Linked DNA regions of Homo sapiens: region 1 is linked to region 2. A link is a loop called in an ENCODE intact Hi-C map of the cell type or tissue named here. Cell type or tissue: PC-9. All regions are shown on one strand. Each heading gives the region's core, and the rest is flanking DNA. Links, peaks and the distances in the headings are about the cores only.

Region 1 (16,563 bases), core at 5,017-13,016, 100 kb before region 2:
GCCCCACTGGGGGTCCTCCATGAATCACAGGGGACCCATACCCAGGATACTGAGGAAGCTTCCAGAAAAAAAGAGTGATGCTGGCCCTGGATTGTGAGGATGGGCAGGGGTTTTTTGGAGTGGGAGAAGGGTACAGGTGTTCCAGGTCATCAGTCCAAGTTCCTTCACTCCTTCATTATTTACTTGCTCAGTCATTTCACAAACAACCTTTTTTAAAATAATTAGACAGGGGTCTCACTATGTTGCACAGGCTGGTCTCTCACTCCTGGGCTCTGGCGGTCCTCCCGCCTTGGCCTCTGAAAGCGCTGGGATTGCAGGTGTGAGCCACCATGCCCAGCCTCACAAACATTTATCTGCAGTCCAAACTGGATCCAAACTCTCCTCACCGCACCTCTGTTTCTGGAGAATGCTTCCAGGGCGCCTAGAATATACCAGGTCCTGACCTAGTGACTAGAGATACAGCTGCCACTCATAAATAAACATATGCTAGCATGGCAAGAAGAAAAGATGGCAGGATGGCAGAGAGAAAGCTGCTAGGGAGCAGATGCAGAATGAATATCTGGAGCAGGAGCAAAGGGCAAGAGCCTCCAGACTGGGGGGAAACGACCTGGGCATGCTCAAAGGCAAAAGAGGCCACTGGAGATGTGTGAACAGCAAATGGTGTGATCTGATTGGGATCGTAAAGGATCACTTCCACACAACAGTGATCACACTTTGTCCACAGGCACCCTTTAAAAAACCCCTTTCAAATTTTTTTTTTTTTTTTTTGAGATGGACTCTCACTCTGTCACCCAGGCTGGAGTGCAATGGCACGACCTCGGCTCACTGCAACCTCCACTTCCCAGGTTCAAGCGATTCTCCTGCCTTAGCCTCCTGAGTAAGTGGGATTACAGGCACCTGCCACCATACCCGGCTAATCGTTATAGTTGCAGTAGAGACGGGGGTTTCACCATGTTGGCCAGGCTGGTCTCGAACTCCTGACCTCAGGTGATCCGCCCTCCTTGGCCTCCCAAAGTGCTGGGATTACAGGCATGAGCAAATGTGCCTGGCCCCTTTGAAATTTTTATCATTAGCCTAAACTTGCAAATGATGCATTTGGTGGTTTGCTGTAGACTGTATATCATCTTTAAATATTTTTTCCGCTCCCGCTCCCGCTCCCTCTCCCTCTCCCTCTCCCCACGGTCTCCCTCTCCCTTTCTTTCCACAGTCTCCCTCTGATGCCGAGCCGAAGCTGGATGGTACTGCTGCCATCTCGGCTCACTGCAACCTCCCTGCCTGATTCTCCTGCCTCAGCCTGCCGAGTGCCTGCGATTGCAGGCGCGCGCCGCCACGCCTGACTGGTTTTCGTATTTTTTTGGTGAAGACAGGGTTTCGCTGTGTTGGCCGGGCTGGTCTCCAGCTCCTAACCGCGAGTGATCCGCCAGCCTCGGCCTCCCGAGGTGCCGGGATTGCAGATGGAGTCTCGTTCACTCAGTGCTCAACGGTGCCCAGGCTGGAGTGCAGTGGCGTGATCTCGGCTTGCTACAACCTCCACCTCCCAGCCGCCTGCCTTGGCCTCCCAAAGTGCCGAGATTGCAGCCTCTGCCCGGCCGCCACCCCGTCTGGGAAGTGAGGAGCGTCTCTGCCTGGCCGCCCATCGTCGGGGATGTGAGGAGCCCCTCTGCCTGGCTGCCCAGTCTGGAAAGTGAGGAGCGTCTCTGCCTGGCCGCCATCCCATCTAGGAAGTGAGGAGCGCCTCTTCCCGGCCGCCATCACATCTGGGAAGTGAGGAGCGTCTCTGCCCGGCCGCCCATTGTCTGAGATGTGGGGAGCACCTCTGCCCTGACGCCCCGTCTGGGATGTGAGGAGCGTCTCTGCCCGGCCGCCCCGTCTGAGAAGTGAGGAGACCCTCTGCCTGGCAACCGCCCCGTCTGAGAAGTGAGGAGCCCCTCCGCCCAGCAGCCACCCCGTCTGGGAAGTGAGGAGCGTCTCCGCCCGGCAGCCACCTCGTCCGGGAGGGAGGTGGGGGGGTCAGCCCCCCGCCCGGCCAGCCGCCCCGTCTGGGAGGGAGGTGGGGGGGTCAGCCCCCCGCCCGGCCAGCCGCCCCGTCTGGGAGGGAGGTGGGGGGGTCAGCCCCCCGCCTGGCCAGCCGCCCCGTCCGGGAGGTGAGGGGCGCCTCTGCCCGGCCGCCCCTACTGGGAAGTGAGGAGCCCCTCTGCCCGGCCACCACCCGGTCTGGGAGGTGTACCCAACAGCTCATTGAGAACGGGCCATGATGACAATGGCGGTTTTGTGGAATAGAAAGGGGGGAAAGGTGGGGAAAAGATTGAGAAATCGGATGGTTGCCGTGTCTGTGTAGAAAGAGGTAGACATGGGAGACTTTTCATTTTGTTCTGTACTAAGAAAAATTCTTCTGCCTTGGGATCCTGTTGATCTGTGACCTTACCCCCAACCCTGTGCTCTCTGAAACATGTGCTGTATCCACTCAGGGTTGAATGGATTAAGGGCGGTGCAAGTTGTGCTTTGTTAAACAGATGCTTGAAGGCAGCATGCTCCTTAAGAGTCATCACCACTCCCTAATCGCAAGTACCCAGGGACACAAACACTGCGGAAGGCCGCAGGGTCCTCTGCCTAGGAAAACCAGAGACCTTTGTTCACGTGTTTATCTGCTGACCTTCCCTCCACTATTGTCCTCTGACCCTGCCAAATCCCCCTCTGCGAGAAACACCCAAGAATGATCAATAAAAAAAAATAAATAAATAAAAATAAATAAATAAATAAATATTTTTTCCACACAAAACTGGGGCTACACATTTAGTCCCTTTAAGAAGAATGCCTGCCACATCACGCCCCATCAACACAGTCAAGCAAGACAAGACTTTCTTTCTGTCAGAAAACCCTGGCTTCATGTTTGAAATTCAAATAAGGGTGTGGCCCCATGACAACGTTCTCACTTCTGAGCCTTATCTGGGCCAAAGGAGTGTGACCCTGGTTCCTGCCCTCATAGTGTGCTGAGAACAGGCTCTGCCTCCAGGTACCTCTCTAACTACCTACTGGGGGTAGGAGGTTGTTCACAGGGCACTGCCCCATGGAAGGCCCAGTTGGGCGGGAGTTGTGCCTTTCTTGTGTGAGGTGGCAGGATACCAAGAAAGGGGACACGGGGGGCTGGGCCCGGTGGCTCACGCTTGTAATCCCAGCACTTTAGGAGGCCAAGGCGGGTGGATCACGAGGTCAGGAGATCGAGACCATCCTGGCTAACACGGTGAAACCCCATCTCTCCTAAAAATACAGAAAATTAGCCGGACGTGGTGGCAGGTGCCTGTAGTCCTAGCTACTCGGGAGGCTGAGGCAGGAGAATGGTGTGAACCCGGGAGGCAGAGCTTGCAATGAGCAGAGATCGCGCCACTGCACTCCAGCCTGGGCGACAGAGCAAGACTACATCTCAAACAAAAAAAAAAAAAGAAAGAAAGAAAGGGGACACGGGGAAGCCAGACAGGAGGATGGCAGCCACATGACATTGCTGTGCATCCAGGATTTGAGCGTGGATAGCTCTGAGGGAGAGTTGTGTGGGATCTGCACCCAGGCTCCATGCTCTGACATGGAGGATGAAGAGTGGGGAAAAGAGAAGGATCCCGGATACCACTTAGAGGCCACTGAGGCCACCTGGGAGATGATGGTGGCCTGGACTGGGGTAGTAGTAGTGGAAGTGCTGAGAGCAGGTTTAGTTCAGGAAATATTTGCCTTCTCCCTGGGTTCTGGAGCCTGGCACGCTTATTTGCAAAGGGGACCTCCCCACCCACAGGGGCTGCAGGATTAGGAAGCCACACACAAACAAAGCCACACACCAGTCCAGGGCAAGGAACAATTTTTACAATCCAGTATAACAAGCTTCCAGGCTGTGTGCACACCTTCCAGATAGGCAGGGGGTTTGCAGATGAAAGGGAACCGGTGGCACAGCGCACACTGAGCTGAGAGTTGGGAACCTGGGTTTGAGTCTCTGATCTTCTCGGGGGGTAACCTTGGGCAAGGCCCTTGGCCTTTCAGAGCTGTGTGCTCCCCGTTGGGACAGTAAGGACAGTCATCTAGACCTTTCAGCTTTGAGGGTTTCAGTTCTAGTTTCCTGGGTCATGCTGGCTGTGTGCTCTCACTCCTTCTAGGGCTGTGGTTTTGCAGGCCTGGGACTTGGGCCCTTCTTTCTCATCAGGTATGGGACCCAAGCACAGTGGGTCCTCAACCGCCGGCTCACTGACTCTTCAACCCATCATGATGCTCAGAGATAGCAGTGGCTGGGTGACCAGATGTCCCTGGCCATGCTCAAAAGTGTCCTGGTGAGGATGATAAATTAGACACAAGTGGGCATGGTGGCTCACACCTGTAATCCCAGCACTTTGGGAGGCCTAGACGGGTGGATCATCTGAAATCAGGAGTTTGAGACCAGCCTGGCCAACATGGTGAAACCCTATCTCAGGCCGGGCGTGGTGGCTCATGCCTGTAATCCCAGCACTTTGGGAGGCCGAGGCAGGTGGATCACGAGGTCAGGAGTTTGGGACCAGCCTGGGCTGCATGGTGAAACCCCATCTCTACTAAAAAAATACAAAAAATTAGCCGGGCATGGTGGTGCGCACTTGTAATCCCAGCTACTTGGGAGGCTGAGGCAGGAGAATCGCTTGGATCGGGAGGCGGAGGTTGCAGTGAGCCAAGACTGGATCATGCCACTGCACTCCAGCCTGGGTGAGAGGGCGAAATTCCTTCTAAAAAAAAAAAAAAAAGAAAAGAAATCCATCTATACTAAAAATACAAAAATTAGCTGGAAGTGGTTGCACACCTGTAACCCCAACTACTCAGGAGGCTGACGCAGGAGAATTGCTTGAACCTGGGAGGCGAATGTTGCAGTGAGCCGAGATCGCGCCATTGCACTCCAGCCTGGGCAACAGGGCCAGACTCTGTCTCAAAAAAAAAAAAAAAAAAATTAGATGGTCACCTTTCCACTATAGGTTGTAGGACCCACCAACAACCTAAGATCACTTCCATCTCTGAAGGCCCAAGGGAGGCCAGAATCTGGCAGTCACCCTGAGTGGGGAGGGAAACAGAGAATAATGTGGAATCAGCTGAGTCACGGGGTCCAGCCGCATCCCCAGAAGGTGCCTTCTGGGACCTGCCCTGACCTGGAAAATTAAGCCTTTTCTAGAAATACAAGCTGCTACTGGCCTGGAGGAGGGTGGCACACATCAGTTTCTAGCCCTGCTATGTGGCCTTGTCCCTGTAACTCCTAGAACAAAGCTTAATAAACCCTCCTCGTCTTTCCTTGGGCAAGGCTTCTGAGGCCTCAGTGATTACATGAAATCCCAAGTTAATTTTTTAAGCAGATTATCTCTATGGCCAAAGACCAAAACAGTGGAAAAAGCCTTGCCCAGGGAGTCAGAAACTTGGGGGTTTTGTCCCAGCTCTAGCCTCTTGCTGGGTGACCTTGGGGGAGCCTCTTGATCCCTCTGGGCCTCAGTTTCTCTTCCTGTAAAAGGAGGCCATTGGACTAGGGTGCTCTCTGAGGGACTGCAAGCTCTATTTTATTTATTTATTTATTTATTTATTTATTTATTTATTTATTTATTTATTGAGATGGAGTCTTGCTCTGTTTCCCAGGCTGGAGTGCAGTGGCACCATCTCGGCTCAGCCTCCTGTGTTCAAGCAATTCTCCCGCTGCAGCCTCCCGGGTTCAAGCAATTCTCCCACCTCAGCCTCCCGAGTAGCTGGGATTACAGGCGCCCACCATCATGCCTGGCTAATTTTTATATTTTTAGTAGAGATGGGGTTTCACCATGTTGGCCAGGCTGGTCTCCAACTCCTGACCTCAAGTGATCCACCCACCACAGCCTCCCAAAGTGCTGGGATTATAGGCGTGAGCCACTGTGTCATGCCTATTTATTTATTTTAGAGACAGAGTCTTGCTCTGTCACCTAGGCTGGAGTGCAGTGGCATGTTCATGGCTCCCTGTAGCCTCAACCTCCTGGGCTCAAGTGATCCTCCCACCTCAGCCTCCCAAGCAGCTAAGACCACATGCCCACAACACCACACCCAGCTAATTTTGTGTATTTTTTGAGATGGGGTTTCGCCATGCTGCCGAGGCTGGTCTTGAACTCCTGGGCTCAAGTGACCCTCCCGCCTCAGCCCCCCAAAGTGTTGGGATTATAGGTGTGAACCACCGTGCCCTGCCAAATCAAATAATCAAATATTTTCTTGGCTTTACCTTTTTTTTTTTTTTTTGGAGACAGTCTTGCTCTGTTGCCCAGGCTGGAGTGCAATGGGGCGATCTTAGTTCACTGCAGCCTCCACCTTAGCTTTACTTCTGTATCTGTCCCAGCTGTGTTCTCTCAGTAGAGCTCATGAATCACTTCTGGTTTGGATCTGCCTGATTCATGAGTCATCATTTGCTCAAATAAACTTTCTACACCGGGCGCAGTGGTTCACGCCTGTAATCCCAGCACTTCAGGAGGCCGAGGCAGGTGGATCATTTGAGGTCAGGAGTTGGAAACCAGCCTGACCAACATGGTGAAACCCTGTCTCCACTGAAACAAAAACAAAAACAAAAACAAAAATTAGCCGGCGGTAGTGGCGCATGCCTGTAATCCCAGCTACTCGGGAGGCTGAGGCAGGAGAATTGCTTGAGCCTGGGAGGCAGAGGTTGCAGTGAGCCAAGATCGTGCCACTGTACTCCAGTCTGGGCAACAGAGTGAGACCCTGTCTTTAAATAAATAAATAAATAAAATAAAATATGAATAAATAAACCTTCTAATTTTATTGTGCCTCAGTTTACTTTTAAATGTGTTATTGAGAACTTACAGAGTGCTGGCATGGTTAAGGGTTTTTTGCTTTGTTTTTGCAGATTTTCATTAATTTAATTAGATTAATGAGTATTAACATTTACTTAATTTAAATTTTTTAGGTTAAATTTTTAATTTAATTTTATATTATTTTACTTAATGTTTAAAGTGAAAATAGTTGTAATTACTTATAGTTACTTAAAATTAGTATTTAATATTAACTTTTTCCTTTTTTTTTTTCTGGGATGGAATCTTGCTCTGTCGCCCAGGCTGGAGAGCAGAGGCGCGATCTTGGCTCACTGCAATCTCCGCCTCCTGGGTTCAAGCGATTCTCCTGCCTCAGCCTCCCGAGTACCTAGGACTGCAGGTGCCTGCCACTACTTCCAGCTAATTTTTGTATTTTTAGTAGAGACGGGGTTTCACCATATTGGCCAGGCTGGTTTCAAACTTCTGACCTTGTGATCCGCCCGCCTCGACCTCTCAAAGTGCTGGGATACTTTTTCCTTTTTTTTTTTCTTCTTAAGAAACTGGGTCTCCCACTGTTGCTCAAGCTGGAGTGCAGTAACATGATTATAGCTCTCTCCCTCTCCCTCTCCCTCTCCCTCCTCTCCCTCCTCTCCCTCCTCTCCCTCCTCTCCCTCCTCTCCCTCTCTTTCCACGGTCTCCCTCTGATGCAGAGCTGAAGCTGGACTGTACTGCTGCCATCTCGGCTCACTGCAACCTCCCTGCCTGATTCTCCTGCCTCAGCCTGCCGAGTGCCTGCGATTGCAGGCGCGCGCCGCCACGCCTGACTGGTTTTCGTATTTTTTTGGTGGAGACGGGGTTTTGCTGTGTTGGCCGGGCTGGTCTCCAGCTCCTAACCACGAGTGATCCACCAGCCTCGGCTTCCCGAGGTGCTGGGATTGCAGACGGAGTCTCGTTCACTCAGTGCTCAATGGTGCCCAGGCTGGAGTGCAGTGGCGTGATCTCGGCTCGCTACAACCTCCACCTCCCAGCAGCCTGCCTTGGCCTCCCAAAGTGCTGAGATTGCAGCCTCTGCCCGGCCGCCACCCCATCTGGGAAGTGAGGAGCGTCTCTGCCTGGCCGCCATCCCATCTAGGAAGTGAGGAGCGTCTCTGCCCGGCCGCCCATCGTCTGAGATGTGGGGAGCGCCTCTGCCCTGCTGCCCCGTCTGGGATGTGAGGAGCGTCTCTGCCCGGCCACCCCGTCTGAGAAGTGAGGAGCCCCTCCGCCCGGCAGCCGCACCGTCTGAGAAGTGAGGAGTCCCTCCCTCCGGCAGCCACCCCGTCTGGGAAGTGAGGAGCGTCTCCGCCAGGCCAGCCGCCCCGTCTGGGAGGGAGGTGGGGGTCAGCCCCCCGCCCGGCCAGCCGCCCCGTCCGGGAGGGAGGTGGGGGAGTCAGCCCCCCGCCCGGCCAGCCGCCCCGTCCGGGAGGGAGGTAGGGAGGGTCAGCCCCCTGCCCGGCCAGCCGCCCCATCCGGGAGGTGAGGGGCGCCTCTGCCCGGCCGCCCCTACTGGGAAGTGAGGAGCCCCTCTGCCCGGCCAGCCGCCCCGTCCGGGAGGGAGGTGGGGGGGTCAGCCCCCCGCCCGGCCAGCTGCCCCGTCTGGGAGGGAGGTGGGGGGGTCAGCCCCCCGCCCGGCCAGCCTCCCCGTCCGGGAGGGAGGTGGGGGGATCAGCCCCCCGCCCGGCCAGCCGCCCCGTCCGGGAGGTGAGGGGCGCCTCTGCCCGGCCGCCCCTACTGGGAAGTGAGGAGCCCCTCTGCCCGGCCAGCCGCCCCGTCCGGGAGGGAGGTGGGGGGGGTCAGCCATCCGTCCGGCCAGCCGCCCCATCCGGGAGGTGAGGGGCGCCTCTGCCCGGCCGCCCCTACTGGGAAGTGAGGAGCCCCTCTGCCCGGCCACCACCCCGTCTGGGAGGTGTACCCAACAGCTCATTGAGAATGGGCCATGATGACAATGGCGGTTTTGTGGAATAGAAAGGGGGGAAAGGTGGGGAAAAGATTGAGAAATCGGATGGTTGCCGTGTCTGTGTAGAAAGAGGTAGACATGGGAGACTTTTCATTTTGTGCTGTACTAAGAAAAATTCTTCTTCCTTGGGATCCTGTTGATCTGTGACCTTGCCCCCAACCCTGTGCTCTCTGAAACATGTGCTGTGTCCACTCAGGGTTGAATGGATTAAGGGTGGTGCAAGATGTGCTTTGTTAAACAGATGCTTGAAGGCAGCATGCTCCTTAAGAGTCATCACCACTCCCTAATCTCAAGTACCCAGGGACACAAACACTGCGGAAGGCCGCAGGGTCCTCTGCCTAGGAAAACCAGAGACCTCTGTTCACTTGTTTATCTGCTGACCTTCCCTCCACTATTGTCCTGTGACCCTGCCAAATCCCCCTCTGCGAGAAACACCCAAGAATGATCAATAAAAAAAAAAAAGAAAAAAAAAACATGATTATAGCTCCTTGCTGCCTTGAACTCCTGAGCTCAAGCAATCCGCTTCTCCCAGCTCATCCTCTTTTAACAGGTGTTGGTATCTCGGAGTGACGGTCTCCTTTGCCCTGCCCTGTGCTTGCCACACCAGAGCCACCATAATTTTTTGCTAACTTTCTGGAAGTGATGACATTTGGCATGGAGTCAAATGCCTGTGGCTCAGCATGTGACCCCGCTGAATCACATGGCTCACATAGGGTGTTCTGGGTGACCCAGACAATTCTGAGGAGGACTGAGCCCTGTGGCTTGGCATTCACTGAATCACATGACCTAAGCAGCTGCAGGCTGTGGCTTGCAGTGTGCATCCTCAAGGCTGTGACCCCAGGTGGGGCCCGAAGGCCCCAGGAGGGAGTGGAAGGGGCTGTGTTTACCCTGGGGAGGGTGGGTGCTGGCAATATCTCCTGCTGGGCCCTTGGACAACGTCAAGCCTTGCTTAAGGTGAGTGAAGGCCACCTCCCTTTGATAGGTCTCACAACATGCAGGAGATCAGGTTTTTAGTTATCCAAAGAAGAAAGGGTTTTCCCCGAAGGGAAAAATATTTTTACTTGTCTCTTTTCCGCTTTTCCGCATTTTCTCAGTTACTGATAGTGAACAAATATTGTAGTCGCCCTTATCTTCAGGGGATACTTTCCCAGAGCCCCAGTAGATGCCTGAGACCTAAGTGATAGTATCGAACCCTATATATGTTCTGCTTTTTCTATACATACACACCTGTGATAAAAGTTGAATTCATAAGTCAGGCACAGTAACGGATTAACAACAATAAATAAGTAGAACAATTATAACAATGTGCTGTAATAAAGTTAGGTCAGCATGCTCTCTCTCTCTCTCTCTCTCAAAATGTCTTAGTATTTTTGGAACTTAGTTGACCACAGGTAACTGAAACTGCAGAAAGCAAAACCTTGGATAAGCAAGGGGGACTACTGTACTGCCTTGGTAATCAGAAAATAAACCTTGTTATCATTATTTTCATGTCTTTTTCTTTCTTTCTTTTTTATTTTATTTATTTATTTATTTTTTTGAGACGGAGTTTCGCTCTTGTTGCCCAGGCTGGAGTGCAGTGGTGCGATCTCGGCTCACCACAACCTCCACCTCCTGGGTTCAAGAGATCCTCCTGCCTCAGCCTCCCTAGTAGCTGGGATTACAGGCATGCACCACCATGCCTGGCTAATTTTGTATTTTTAGTACAGACGAGGTTTCTCCATGTTGGTCAGACTGGTCTCCATCTCCTGACCTCAGGTGATCCACCCGCCTTGGCCTCCCAAAGCGCTGGGATTATAGGCGTGAGCCACTGTGCCTGGCCACTTATTATTTTGAGACAGGGTCTCACCCTGTCACCCAGGTTGGAGTGCAGTGGTGTCTCCCACTGCACTCCACCACCCAGTACCTCCCTGGACTCAAGTGATCCTCCTGCCTCAGCCTCCTGAGTAGCTGGAACTACAGGCACTTGCCACCATGCCCGGATAATTTTTTGTAGAGATGGAGTTTCGCTACGTTGCCCAGGCTGGTCTCGAACTCCTGGGCTCAAATGATCCACCTGCCTTGGCCTACCAAAGTGCTGGGATCTGGGATTAGATGTGTGAGTCACTGTGCCTGGCTACATGATTATTTTTTAATGCCATTCCTGAGACCATCAGCATTTACCACACTGCTCATCTCAGGATTTTTTTTAAGGGGTCCAGTACTGGGTGGTGGGAAGGAACATCAACTTCATGTCTGTAATCCCAGTACTTTGGGAGGCTGAGGGGGGCAGATTACTTGAGGTCAGGAGTTCGAGACCAGCCTGGGCATCGTGGCAAAACCCCGTCTCTACTAAAAATACAAACATTAGCCAGGCGTGGTGGTTCACACCTGTGCTCCCAGCTACTCAGGAGGCTGAGGCAGGAGAATTGCTTGAACCCTGGAGACAGAGATTGCAGTGAGCCAAGATGGCACCACTGCACTCCCGCCTGGGTGACAGAGCAAGACTCTGTCTCAAAAAAAAAAAAAAAAAAAAAAAGTGGAAAGCCCTGCCCCACCATTTTCTAGCGGTGTGTCCTTGGGCAAGCCACTTAGCTTCCCTGAGCCCCAAGTTCCTTATAAGATGGGACTAGTAATAACAACAGTTAACCTTATTGTGGGCTTAACGTGTGCCAGGCACTGTTCTGCCCAGTTGACATGTATTCAATCAGTCTGTCCCAACTACTCCGTTAGAAAGGTACTATTTTGGCCTCATTTTATAGATGGGGAAACTGAGGCACAGAGAAGGTAAATATTCTGCCCGGGTCACTCAGCTAGTCCATGGTGGAGATGGGATATGAGTCCAGACTGTCTGACCATGAGGCCTGGAAGAGCCTGCCCACTTATTCACACTGGACCCATGGGGTCGGTGAAGTTTAAATGAGGTGGAGCACATGGAGGGCACAGAGTCCCGCACACAGTAGGGTTCCAACCCTTGCCCTCACTCCTTCCAGGGCCAGAGAGAGCCCATGCAAATGGCCAGCATCATCTGGGACACCTACCACCAGAAGCACTGGCCTCCAGGGCCACTGTGCTACCATGGAGTGGGGCCTGGATGACCCGTACCCTGGCTCCCACAGTCACATTGGTGATGGGGACAGCGCAACCGGAGGGGCGCAGTGCCTTGCCCAAAGTCCCATAGCTTGGTTGTGATGAGTGTGGACTAGGAACCAGCTCAGACTCCTATCAGGGCCTTTTCTGTAGACCACAGCCTCTGAGTCCAGGAACAGCTCCCGCTGGGATGCAGGGGACAGGCTCTGACATCTTGGGTCTGGGTGTTGTCAGACACTGGCTCAGCAGCTGGGCAGGCGGGGGAGGGGATGGGGGGATGCTGGGAACACCTGGACTGTGGGCAGATGAGGGGAAGCAAGAGCCCAGCCCACAGTCAGCACAGCACGCTCCTCAGCAACTGCTGTTGGCAGGGTTGGTGGCAGTGGACTGAGGGTCTCTCTCCTCCCCCAGCATTGACATCACTCCAGCCTCGGCAGCCCCCTTGTCCTGCTACCAGCACTGGGGTGAGGCAACCATGGGGATGGGGCTGCCAGGTAACTACACTTGTGGGGGCTTGTGGAGCAGATATAGGCCCATGGCGGGGGTGGGGCTGGGAGAGGGGAGGTTGGAGAACAAAGGTCCCCTGGGATGCACAGGCTCTGGGATAGTTTCCCCACTTTCTTTCTCCATTAAGAAACCCTCCTCCCCTTCTTAATAAATAAAAGGGAAAGAACTTCCCCCAACACCATCATTCACCTGCAGCCTCCTCCGCCTGTTGTTCCTGCTGATGGCATCCTGACCAGCACACAGCAGGCCCAGTGCCAGGTGCATTTCCTCCCTGCCCTCCTCTCATTTTCACAACAGCCTAGGCCCAGGGGCTGTCCACCTTCTGAATGAGGACACCAAGGGTTGGTGCCCAGCAGGATCTCACAGTTGGTACAGCTAAGGGATAGAGCGGGATTTGGACCTTAGCGTCTCCTCCTCTGGACACTTTCAAGCTAGATTGCTTAAGAGAAATATTTTATTGCCTCTTTTTTTAAAAAAAAGAAGATGAAGATGAAGACGAAGAAGAAGAAGAAGAAGGAGAAGGAGGCCAGGCATGGTGACTCATGCCTATAATCACAGCACTGTGGGAGACTGTGGTGGGTGAATCAGTTGGGGTCAGAAGTTCGAGACCAGCCTGGCCAACATGATGAAACCCCATCTCTACTAAAAATACAAAAAAAAAAAAAAAAAAAAAAAATTAGCCGGGCTTGGTGGCATGCACCTGCAGTCCCAGCTGAGGCAGGAAAATCACTTGAATCCAGGAGGTGGAGGTTTTAGTGAGCCGAGACCTCACCACTGCGCTCCAGCCTGGGTGACAGAGCAAGGCTCCATCTCAAAAAAAAATAAAAATAGCTGGGTGCGGTGGCTCACGCCTGTAATCCCAGCACTTTGGGAGGCTGAAGCAGGCGGATCACCTGAGGTTGAGAGTTCGAGACCAGCCTGAGCAACATGGAGAAAACCCATCTCTACTAAAAATACAAAATTAGCCAGCCGTGGTGGTGCATGCCTGTAATCCCAGCTACTCGTGAGGCTGAGGCAGGAGAATTGCTTGAACCCGGGAGGCGGAGGTTGTGGTGAGCCAAGATTGCGCCACTGCACTCCAGCCTGGGCAATAAGAGCAAAACTCCATCTCAAAAAAATTTAAAAAAAAATGTTATTTGGGTGTGGTGGCACACACCTGTGGTTCCAGCTATTTGGGAGGCTGAGGCAGGAGGATCATGTGAACCCAGGAGGTCGAGGCTGTAATGTGCCATGATTGTGCCACTGCACTACAGCCTAGGCAACAGAGAGAGACCTTGTCTCAGAAAGAAGAAGAAAATTTTTTTATTGCGTTATAATTTATATACCATGCAATTCACACATTTAAAGTGTACAACTGGGGCCAGGCATGGTGGCTCACACCTGTAATCCCAGCACTTTGGGAGGCCGAGGTGGAGGGATCACTAGAGGTCAGGAGTTCGCCACCAGCCTGGCCAACATGGTGAAACCCTATCTCTATTAAAAATACAAAAATTAACTGGGTGTGGTGGCACATGTGGTGTAGTCCCTGCTACTCGGGAGGCTGAGGCAGGAGAATCACTTGAACCTGGGAGGCGAAGGTTGCAGTGAGCCTAGATCGTGCCACTGCACTCCAGCCTGGGTGAGAGAGCGAGACTCCGTCTCGGGGAAAAAAAAAGTGTACAATTTGCTGCGTGAGGTGGCTCATGCCTGTAATCCTGGCACTTTGGGAGGCCGAGGTGGGCTGATCGCTTGAGGACAGGAGTTTGAATCCAGCCTGGGCAACATAGCGAGACCTCATCTCTATTTATTATATAAATAAATAAATAAAGTGTACAAATCTGCCAGGCACAGTGGCTCATGCCTGTAATCTCAGCACTTTGGGAGGCTGAAGTGGGAGGATCCCTTGAGCCCGGGAATTCAAGACCAACCTGAGCAACATTGTGAGACCCTATCTTTACAAAAAATAAGACATTAGCTGGGTATGGTGATGTACACCAGTAGTCCCAGCTCCTCAGGAGGCTGAGGTGGGAGGATTGTTGAATTAATGTTTCAGTGGACGGATTTGATCTCAAACCAGGTTTATGCCCTTAAAGGCACAATGATTCCTTCGGTGGGCACAGCTCCTCCCAGTTGCCAGACTACGTCCATGTTCGTAATGCACGTACTGAAGTATGGGGAGGTGAAGTTCTCCCCAGAGGTGACTCAGCCAGCAAGAAGCAGATCAAGGAGGAGATTCCAGGTCCCTGACATGAAAGCCAGTCCTCTCTCTATAAGCAAAGCTCTCAGGTTTGGGTTGGGTGTTGGGTTCCTGGGTGAGGTAATTCGAACTCAGAGTAGTACTCAGTCAAACTCCTAATAAGATAAAGAAACTCTGAAGACAGGATCATAACTTATAATGGAAATCTCCAGAAAACCTAAAGATTCAGAGGCCCTAATTCCAGCCCACTTGTGTCCAAGGTCATTTAAGACACAAACGTCCAGCCTGAGCCAAGCGTGTTCTCAGTCCACTGCCCTGAGGATTAGGATAGGTGTCATTGTGGAGGCCAGGGGCCAATTGGGAAGTGTCTTCATAGGGTGTCACAATCTTGATGAAGACACTGGGGTCCAAGGATCTTGGTTTACCTGGCCCAAAGAAAAGGTTAAGGTTTTCAGGGTGAGGCTCCTGAAGAAACTTACAAGAGTCTGATACATAAACCAGATTAAGTCCTTAAGACTAAGCTGACCCCAGGGGACAGCTCTGTCACCTTAACAGATTTATCTGCACAGCTGAGCAGTACACTGCACCTCTGAGATCAGACTGGTCAGTCATAGCGTCTGCTCAGGCATGTGGAGTGGGAATGTGGAAAGGTGGAGTGCGATGGCATCAGCCCCCGGTGGCCTGGTGGATCTTTGTACTTCGTGTCTGCTTCCCTTGGGCAATTCTGATTCTCAATGGAGACAACATTGCATAGACTTCAGACCCCAAATGATCTTGGGCTTGAATCCTGGTTCTATCAGGACCAGGGACATCCTAGGCAAGTCGGCCTCTCTGAGACTTGGTTTCCCCATCTGTAAAATGGGAGTAATCAAACCTTTGATTTAAAAATTGGAGGCTTGGCCAGGCACGGTGGCTCATCCCAGCACTTTGGGAGGCCAAGGCGGGTGGATCACAAGGTCAGGAGTTCAAGACCAGCCTGGCCAACATGGTGAAACTCTGTCTCTACTAAAAATACAAAAATTAGCTAGGCATGGTGGCATGTGCCTGTGGTCCCTGCTACTTGGGAGGCTGAGGTGGGTGAATTGCTTGAGTCTAGGAGGTTGAGGCTGCAGTGAGCCGTGATCACACCACTGCGCTCCAGCCTGGGCAACAGAGTGAGACTGCCAAAAAAAAAAAAAGAAAGAAATAAAAGAAAGAAAGAAAGAATAGATTGGAGATTGGCTAGGTGTAGTGGCTCATAACTGCAATCTCAGTGCTTTGGGAGGCCAAGGCAAGAGGATCACCTGAGGCCAGGAGTTTGAGACCATTTTGAGACCGGCCTGGGCAACATAGTGAGATGCTATATTTATTTTAAAATAAAATAAATAAGTAGCCAGGCTTGGTGCCTCACATCTGTAATCCCAGCACTTTGGGAGGCCGAGGCGGGTGGATCACTTGAGGTCAGGAGTTCGAGACCAGCCTGACCAACATGGAGAAATCCCCTCTCTACTAAAAATACAAAATTAGCCGGGAGTGGTGGCACATGCCTGTAATCCCAGCTACTTGGGAGGCTGAGGCAGGAGAATCGCTTGAATCCGGGAGGTGGAGTTTGTAGTGAGCCGAGATTGTGCCATTGCACTCCAGCCTGGGCAACAAGAGCAAAACTCCATCTCAAATAAATAAATAAATAATAGAGATCATGTATATATTGACCAGGCATGGTGACTCATGCCTGTAATCCCAGCACTTTGGGAGGCCAAGGCGGGCAGATCACTTGAGGTCAGGAACTTGAGACCAGCCCGGCCAACATGATGAAACCTCGTCTCTACTAAAAATACAAAAATTAGCTGGGCATGGTGGTGCACGCCTGTAATCCCAGCTATTCAGGAGGTTGAGGAAGGTGAATTGCTTGAACCTGGGCAGCAAAGATTGCAGTGAGCTGAGATCGAGCCGCCACACTCCAGCCTGGGCAACAGAGCAAGATTCCATCTCAAAAAAAAAAAAAAAAAAAGAGAGATTATGTATATAGAGTGATCAGTTGACAGTCAGGTATATTAACAGGCAACTAATTAATG
Region 2 (8,000 bases), core at 1-8,000:
AAGCCTGGAGTATGAAGGGTGCATGGGCTGCGTCCAGCTACCTGTGAGCCCCTGTAGGCCCTCACAGTCTGAAATGCCCATGGAGGTGCCTACAGGTTCTCTTCTTAAAGTTGTCAGGAGATGGGGACATTGCAACTTGAAGGCAAGCCTGGCCCTGGGTTTGCTTATCTTGGTGGATCTTTCTTACATCTGATCTTTTTACATTCGGTCCATTCACTTTGGCTGGCCATCACCAAAGACAAAGACAGTGGCCACCATCTTTCTCATCAGTAATCCAATAATGAGGTTGCTCTGCTACTTACCAAGCCAAGCAAGCCCATTCCTTTAGCCTTTCTGCGTAGGATCTTATTTCCCATGGGGACCTGGGGTCAAACCCTGCCTCTGCTGTTCACTCATCATGGGAACACAAACACACACTTCCCCTTTGTCTGTGCAATGGACAGGTTGGGTGACGTGGTCTCAGTGAGGCTGACCACCCTCCTCTGAAGGTTAATTCCATGATGGTGTTTCCCTAGCTTCAGTCATTTGCTTATCACCTTTGTGATCTCTGCAGTGTCTGCCTTTCATAATATTTACTTATTTTTTTCTTTAAATCTACTCATTCTTTTATTTGAGTATGTAGATCTTTAAAAGGAAACTTTTTATCGCTGTCATTAGTGGAAAGCCAGTATCACTTGTCATAAATAGAACAAAACCATAAAAGAACGTAACAGGAAAACCATATAAGGGTATTGAATTCTAGTTGGAAACTTTAGCCTGGGAAGGCTCGGAGTCTGAAAACTGCTGCTTTCCCTTGCAAAAAATTAAAATAAAATAAAATTTAAAAAGAAAAGGAGATTAGCAAATGTTTTAGAGACATATTAGCATCAAACTGAGACTTTCTCTTTGATGTAATCAGGACTGAAATAATTGTAAAGGGAATAACCTCTTCTATATATGATTCAATGTTATTTAATGTAAAACCAAAAGTAAAACTATGTGGTAGACGTGGCCAGGCAAGCTGGGCTTTCATTGGTCATGACATTTGTCCGTCTTCAAGAAGGAGGTGGGGCCTCCAGTCAGTCCCCAGCTACCTCTATTCTCTAGAGAGTAGTCAGATGGCACCAGACCTCCAGAGGCTGACTACCTGGGTTCAGATCCTGACACCATCACTTATTAGTTGTGAGGCTGTGGGCAAGATACTAATCTCTCTGTGCTTCCGTTTTCTCATCTGTAAAATGGAGATGATACTAGTACCTACCTCATAGGGTGGAAGGATTACATAAACTAATCTATGTAAAAGTGTTTAGAATGAGGCCGAGCACAGTGGCTCATGCCTGTAATCCCAGCACTTTGGGAGGCTGAGGTGGGAGGATCTCTTGAAGCCAGGAGTTTCAAGCCAGGGGACCAGCCTGGACAACATAACGAGACCCCATCACTATGAAAAATTTAAAAATTAGCTGGGCATAGTGGCATGTGTCTGTAGTCCTAGTTGGGAGGCAGGGGTGGGAGGATAACTTGAGCCCATGAGTTCGAGGTTACAGTGGGCTATGATCTCATTGTCACTGCATTCCAGCCTGAGTGAAGAGCAAGACCCTAGCTCACTAAAGAAAACCAACCAAACGGCCAGGCACAGTGGCTCACTCCTGTAATCCCAGCACTTGGGGAGGACGAGGCGGGTGGATCACATGAGGTCAGGAGTTCAAGACCAGCCTGGCCAACGTGGTGAAACCCCGTCTCTACTAAAAATACAAAAATTAGCCAGGCGTGGTGGCGGGTGCCTGTAGTCCCAGCTACTCGGGAGGCTGAGGCAGGAGAGTTGCTTCAACCTGGGAGGCGGAGGTTGCAGTGAGCTGAGATTGCACCACTGAACTCCAGCCTGGGCAACAGAGCGAGACTCCATCTCAAACAACAACAACAACAACAACAGCAACAAAGCCAACCAAACAAACAAGCACTTAGAATGATGCCTGGCACAGAGTAGTAGGGGGCAAAAAGACTTGAGCTGGACCCTGAGGACGTCTTCACAGCATAGAAGCGTGAGGGTGGCTGGCTGGAGCCGGGAGCCTGAGCTGCACACAGTCCTCCTCCAAAAGGGCCTGGGGAGTCTGGGAGGGGTTCATCCACAGAAGCATCCACGGGCCGGGACCTCTGGCCAGCTGCCTAGGCCCTCCCTGGGGAGGCATGCTAGCCTCCAGCTCCAGCCCCGGATGCACGGAGGCTTTCCCAAGGTGCTGGAAGTGCCGCTTCCTTCAATAGAGCCTGGCTTCCCCTTCCCAGCCCCCTTGGTCTGATGTGAATGGACACTTCCTGCGGGGGCAGGTATCAATAAACACATCTGAGATGCCCTTTGTCCTCACTGGCCAGAAAGCCCCAGGGCAGACTTGCTGGCTTCAGGCCCTGAGCCTATGCCTTGTGACGCTTCCTTTCTTAGCCTTGGCAGCCCCAGTCCTGATTGATCCATGCCTCTGTTTCCCTCTGCATCTTGATAAAGACAGAACATAGTCTTTTCCTACAGCCCCAGCCCCAGCCTGTGGACCATCCTGGGGGATGGGGCCTGGCGGGGAGCTGGAACCAGGTCCCATTCTCTTTGGGATGTCCTGTGAGACCAAGGACGGGACCTTTTGCATCTAGTGCAGGGCCAGCCACAGCAGGCAATTAATAACTGTTTACTTGACAACCTCTAGCAGCTGGTCAGAGTTCAGCTGTTTGGGTGGGGCTTCCTAGGCCCGACTAACCAAGCTTGGGTCCCACCTCCAAAGGCTAGGGCGTTGCCTTGGCGACTGTGGGCTAAGCTCACGCCCTGTCATGAAAAATACACAGGCCTGTCCACACCCACACACACCCATCCCGTGCACACTCACAGGGGTCACCCGGGGCCTGCTGGGTGGAGAGAGGTGAAGGTCACAAAAACTGGCATTCTGAGAAGATGCCAACAAGAGCTCCTTTCCCTTGTACTGGGACAGAAACATCTGAGGGTGCCACAGCTAGAAATCTCAGGCACAGGTCCAGGCCCAAGTTCTGAGCAGATGCCCCTGATGGAACTCTGCATCCCCACAGCCTCCCTGCCTGGGCCTGGCCCATGTTAGGACCTTGGTAAATATTTGTGGAATGAAAGAATGATGTTTTCAGCTTGGGTCTGAGGCAGAGCAGGAATGTTGCACGGAGGGCGTGGAGGTCAATGCACGGTCAGTTCATTTTTTCTAAATAGCTGAAGGATGAGGCATCAGCCCCGCCTGCCCACTGGAGGGTTCTGGAGAGGTGGGTGGCTCTTCCTGTCTGCAGTGCTGGCCTGTCCAAGGTGTGAATCTCAGCTCAGTCACACAGCACTGTGTGGCCTTGGGCAAGTCACTTCTCTGAGTCTGTTTCCTCATCTTTAAAATAGGGATGATACCACCCATGTTGGGGGTGTTATGAGAACTAAATGTGACAGGTATAAGATGCTCAGCAAGAGCCTAGCACATAATACATGGTCATAAGACAGCTCTTCCCTCCTGCCCACAGGATTTTAGAGCTGGCAGCCCTCAGGTTAAGATGAAGAAACGGAGGCTCAGAGAAGGGTGGGATCTGCCCAAGGGCACACAATGAGGGCACAACTAAGTGGACACTGAGGCCCCAGGACGTTGCAATCCAAGCGAGAGTTTTACTCCTGAGACTCAGGCTTTCCCAGGTTCACGGCACTCTTCCTCTAGGTGGCCCTGCCTCCTTACCTGGTGGCAGGTGGCGGGTGGCGGGCGGGGGGCCTGGGTCTTGACAGCAGCACGGCAACTGGACGGTTCCCGCCTGGCACATGCTCAGGCCCAGGCCCCGGGTCATTTTCCTGTCCCACATGCTTTTGGCCACCCTGGAGCCAGGGGCTTTCCTCCCCACCCACTTTTCCCGGTCTCCGACAATGACCCAGGTGTCCAAAAGGATCTGCTCCTGACAATAAGCAACATCCTCTCGCCAAAGAATTGTAATTTTAGCCGGGCTGCACAGCTTCCCTGACAACACACAGGCATGTGCACAGATGTGGAGTCCGCGGGGCACGTGCAGGCCCCTCTGCGTGCTGTGCGCTGCCCCTCTCCCCCATGCCATGCCTTCGAGTGTCCTCCTAACGACAGGCTGCTGTGGGCCTTGTCCCAGCTGGAGTCTCAGACACAGTAAATGGGGTGTTTTCTGGCCTTCCCTCCCTCCCCAGGACAAACCCCTGTGGACCCTTGGTTTGTCCTGTCCCTCTGGCTTGTCCTGGACCCTCTCCTGTCTGGCCCTCTTGCTTGAAAACTGAACATCCTCCCCTGCTCCCCAAACTTGAATCCTAAGACAGCTTTTTTCTAAAAGGGGAACAACTCCTTTGGGACCTGTGGGATGGGTGGCCAGTGTGTGAGGGGTGGGGAGGTGTGGGGGATTGAGCAATGCCCCCTCTCCCGTACTCCCTGAACTCTGCTTTCTCTCTGATGCACCCACCCGCCGTGCATCTCAAGGAAGTTGCCTCCAGGGGAGAACATCCCTTCCCTACTGCTGCGGGTGCTATGGGTACAATCCTGGGGTCATTAACCCCATTGCTTAGACCCTGAGGGCTCCCAGCCTGGTGCCCTGCCCCACCTTGTTCACAGGGACACTCAGGCCAACAACCACGCTAGCCCCACTTGTCCACACCTCTGTCCACTTGAGGGCCCCCAACCCCACCCAGCTCAGCTTTGCGCATCTTGCTTTGGCTGCCAGCTCTACTCTGCCTGCCCTGCCATACCCTCCTCTGGCCTGCAGCCCCGTGTCTGCTGAGCCAGCCCTTTGGCCAGCCCCCAAGGTATGTGTGCTGGTGGTAAATACTACCGTAGCTGAAGCTGGAGCTGAATTCAGCTCCCAGCCCTGGGGTGGCTCTGGGGTAGGAGGTGATGTCAGGCAAAGGGAGAAAGGGGCAGAAGCTGGGAGAGGTGCTGGTGGGACCTGCCACATGGCCTGCTGGGGAAGGGGGCAGCACAGGGCCCCCTTGGGGCAGGTTTTGTTTCTTCCTGGGAGTACGTGGGAGAGCCCTTTCCCTAGGTCCTCCTCACTTCTGTTTCCCGGCAGAGCCATAGTTTTGCAGCTACACCCACCCCACTCAGGTGTGAAGGGGAAGTCCAGGCCAGCACGGACAAAACCAGGGGCACAGCCAAGCTTCCTGGGGCTCCTTTTCCACTGAGCCTGCTGCAGGGGTAAGGGCAGTGGGTTAGCAGAGGAGAGTTGGCTAGTCCCTGCACTGCCAGGCTTTCCCTGGGGACCCTGGGTGGATCATCTCCTCTCTTGAGTCTGTGGGTCAGATTTGTAGCATAATGGGTTTGGGCAGTAGAGTCCCATGCCAGCTAGCCCAAGAAGCCACACTCATTCATCACAAACTCAAATGTCCACAGGACCAAGAAACCACGGTGAGAGAGTGAAGCAGGCCAGGTGGAATTATTAGGGAGTAGTACGGACGGACTCTGGCGAACTGGAGTGCCGGTGCCCCCCAAAAGCTGCTACTGAGCCCCAGCTGACAGTTGCCCTGTGGGAAAGCTGGTTTAGCATTATCTTCTGATTTTCTAAGGAGAGCTGGAAGTCAGAATTTTCATGTCAAATTCCTGGTTTTTAAATGTTGCCATCTCAAGAAAATTAAAAAGATTTTGAGGATCCAATGAAATATGTGTGAAGGCTGGATGTGGCCTGTGGGCTCCCAGTTTCTGGCCTTTTTTTTCATCAGTATAGTGTCTATGTGTCTGAGTTTAATTCTAGCTCTAGCACTTGCTTGCTGTGTGATCATCAGTGAGTTACGTAAGTTCTCTGTGCCTTAGTTTCTTCATCAGTGCAATGGGAATAAAAACAATACCTTATGGCATTGTTAGATATGCCCATGAAACCCTTAGCGTAGTGCACAACACATGCTGTGTCTTCTTATTACGGTTCTGCCTAGATCCTGCGTTACCTGAAGTCCCCCATGCTCCAGGCTTTGAGATCATACCCTCTGGAACTTTGGAACTTCAGTCCAACCACTTTCCCTTTCTGGGTCTCTGTGTTTCTGCCTGAAAAGGAGACCTGTATCTTGCCAAAGAAGTTCTGAAATCTCTGCTCACCCTGACAATGACTCCAAAAATCTGGGGCTCCCAGACTTGGCTCTCTGCCTAAAACTCCACTCTTGCAGACATGCCGTTTGGGGCTTTGGTGCCTTTGGAGACTCTCCTTTAAACACAAGCGCCCCAGGATCGGATCACAAGTTGTTATCAGTCATTCACACCTTAGCAGGAAAGACTTTAAAGCTGGCTTCTCCATCCCACTGTGCTTCTCACTCCTAGGAGGCACTTCTTGACTTGCTGAATGAATTAGAGACCTGTCTAGCTCCCAAGTACCAAGCGCCGACTACTCGCATGGCACTTACAGAACACTTCATGTGAATTATTACTAACCGTTGCCTCAACTCTGCCAGGGAGATGTTTTCATTTCTGGGAAAAACATCTGTGAGTGAGGAGTCGGGGCTCAGCGTCTAAGTGGCTCACAGCTACTGGTCCAGTACAGGCTGGCCAGCTCCAGAAGCCCCACCAGGCTGCCTCCCTCCTGGCTGGGCAAGGCTTTCAGCTCTTCCAGTGGGTCCCAGCCTGCCGCCGAGGGTCCTGGGCTCTAAGGGCAGGGAAGGGGCATCTGAAGGAGGATGTGGCATTATATTGGTTCTGGGCAATGCCCCTGGCTGGGGCAATGAAAAGGATGTATCAGTTTGGATTCTGTACATAGTTCTAACCCTCCTTCCCTCTCTGCTAGACCCACAACAGCCTGACATGCCATTTAAAATAAAAATACCACTGGCCGGGCGTAGTGGGTCACACTTGTAATCCCAAGACTTTGAGAGGCCAAGGCAGGAGAATTGCTTGAAGCCAGGAGTTCAAGGTCAGCCTGGGCAACAGAGGGAGACTCCGTCTCAAAAACAAATAAATAAATAAAAATAACACCAACGCATAATAATTATAGCTATCCCTCAGATGTCTGCAGAGGGCATTAGAGCTCACATCTTGTGTTCTCATCTTTCCCTCATCTAGTCCTTTTGCAACCCTGCATTGTAGCCAATAGTTTTCTCACTGCACAGAGGAGGAAACTGAGGCTCATACAGTTAGATAGAAACGCGGCCTCTATCCAATATTCTGTTTTCAAAAGCTCATGGTTTTGAGGGTCAACCCAATTAAATGCTGGAGGATTGGGATAAGGCAAAGTGGACCAGGGAATTGCTTCATTTGCTTGGTGAAAAAAACCAAACAGAACTAGACAGTTTTCTAAGTTTGGCTGGAAGGACGTGCATGGATGAGATGACCTTTCATATACTCTCTGTCCCGGTCCCTCAGACACTGGGTTTTCCCATTTTCACACTATCTTGCCTAGGACACCCTTTCTACTGGCTGAAATCCTATCTATGCACCAAGTCCAAAGACTCTCCCTCCTTCAGGAAGTCCCTGACTGTCCCCAGAAGGCTGTTTCCTCCCTCCTCCAAGTGCCCTGAGGGCTGGCATTGGATTGCCTTTGCCATGGGGTTCTGCTGTCGGGAATGCAGGCCTCGTCTGCTCAAGGGGAGGCCATGCATTCAGCATGCAGGTGAGATGCAGCACCTGGCCCAGGCCTTGCACACGCAGGTGCTCTCTTAGTGCTCCCTGGCAAGGATGGGAAGGCATGTTCAGTCCTAGGAGTAGGAAGGGGCAGAGGTGTTGATGGCCCCTACAGAGCGGCCAAGGACAAGGAGCTGCTGTTCGAAACAGCCTTCCTGCTCCCCAACCTGCCTCCCACCCAACAGGTTTTGCATATACTCTACTGGGAAGAGGGACACACCCGACTGCATCACTGCCCTCCAAGTCTCTCCCTGCCCTGTCCAGCATCCAGGAGCACCCCTAGTTGGGGAAGCTTCTGTGACTCCCCCTACAACAGCCTAGGATGGAGTGGGGTTTGTGAACAAATGCAGAAGGCAGTCTTAGGGAGGTCAGCTGACATGCCCCTGGCCTGTGGCTGGGAAGTAGCAGAGGCTAAGGTTCTTCCCCGCTCTGGGGTTGCCAGGA

What was found. Peaks named below come from ENCODE experiments on the same cell type or tissue, not always from the same donor. Only the 100,000 strongest peaks of a DNase experiment are listed, where the experiment ranks them.
Region 1: a loop joins it to region 2, with 9 times the contacts of the local background. A loop is called at or near these places in 10 of 110 quality-filtered maps.

What each region holds. Positions count from the first base shown.
Region 1 is chr10:71,861,325-71,877,887 of GRCh38, reverse strand. No RefSeq gene overlaps it. Among named protein-coding and RNA genes, the nearest start is that of LINC03139, 8.5 kb to the left of the region's middle. RefSeq lists enhancers at 1,011-1,891, 4,200-4,269. In PC-9, for the core only: no CTCF peak of the experiment used is centred there; DNase peaks (open chromatin) are centred at 6,387, 9,457 and 12,607; H3K27ac peaks cover 3,036 bases.
Region 2 is chr10:71,762,074-71,770,073 of GRCh38, reverse strand. All of the region lies in intron 38 of CDH23 (cadherin related 23), which reads right to left. The region is part of intron 1 of VSIR (V-set immunoregulatory receptor); the gene reads left to right. Among named protein-coding and RNA genes, the nearest start is that of VSIR, 7.4 kb to the left of the region's middle. RefSeq lists an enhancer at 2,538-3,737. In PC-9, for the core only: no CTCF peak of the experiment used is centred there; DNase peaks (open chromatin) are centred at 2,283, 2,723, 3,173 and 4,523; H3K4me3 peaks cover 946 bases; H3K27ac peaks cover 5,941 bases.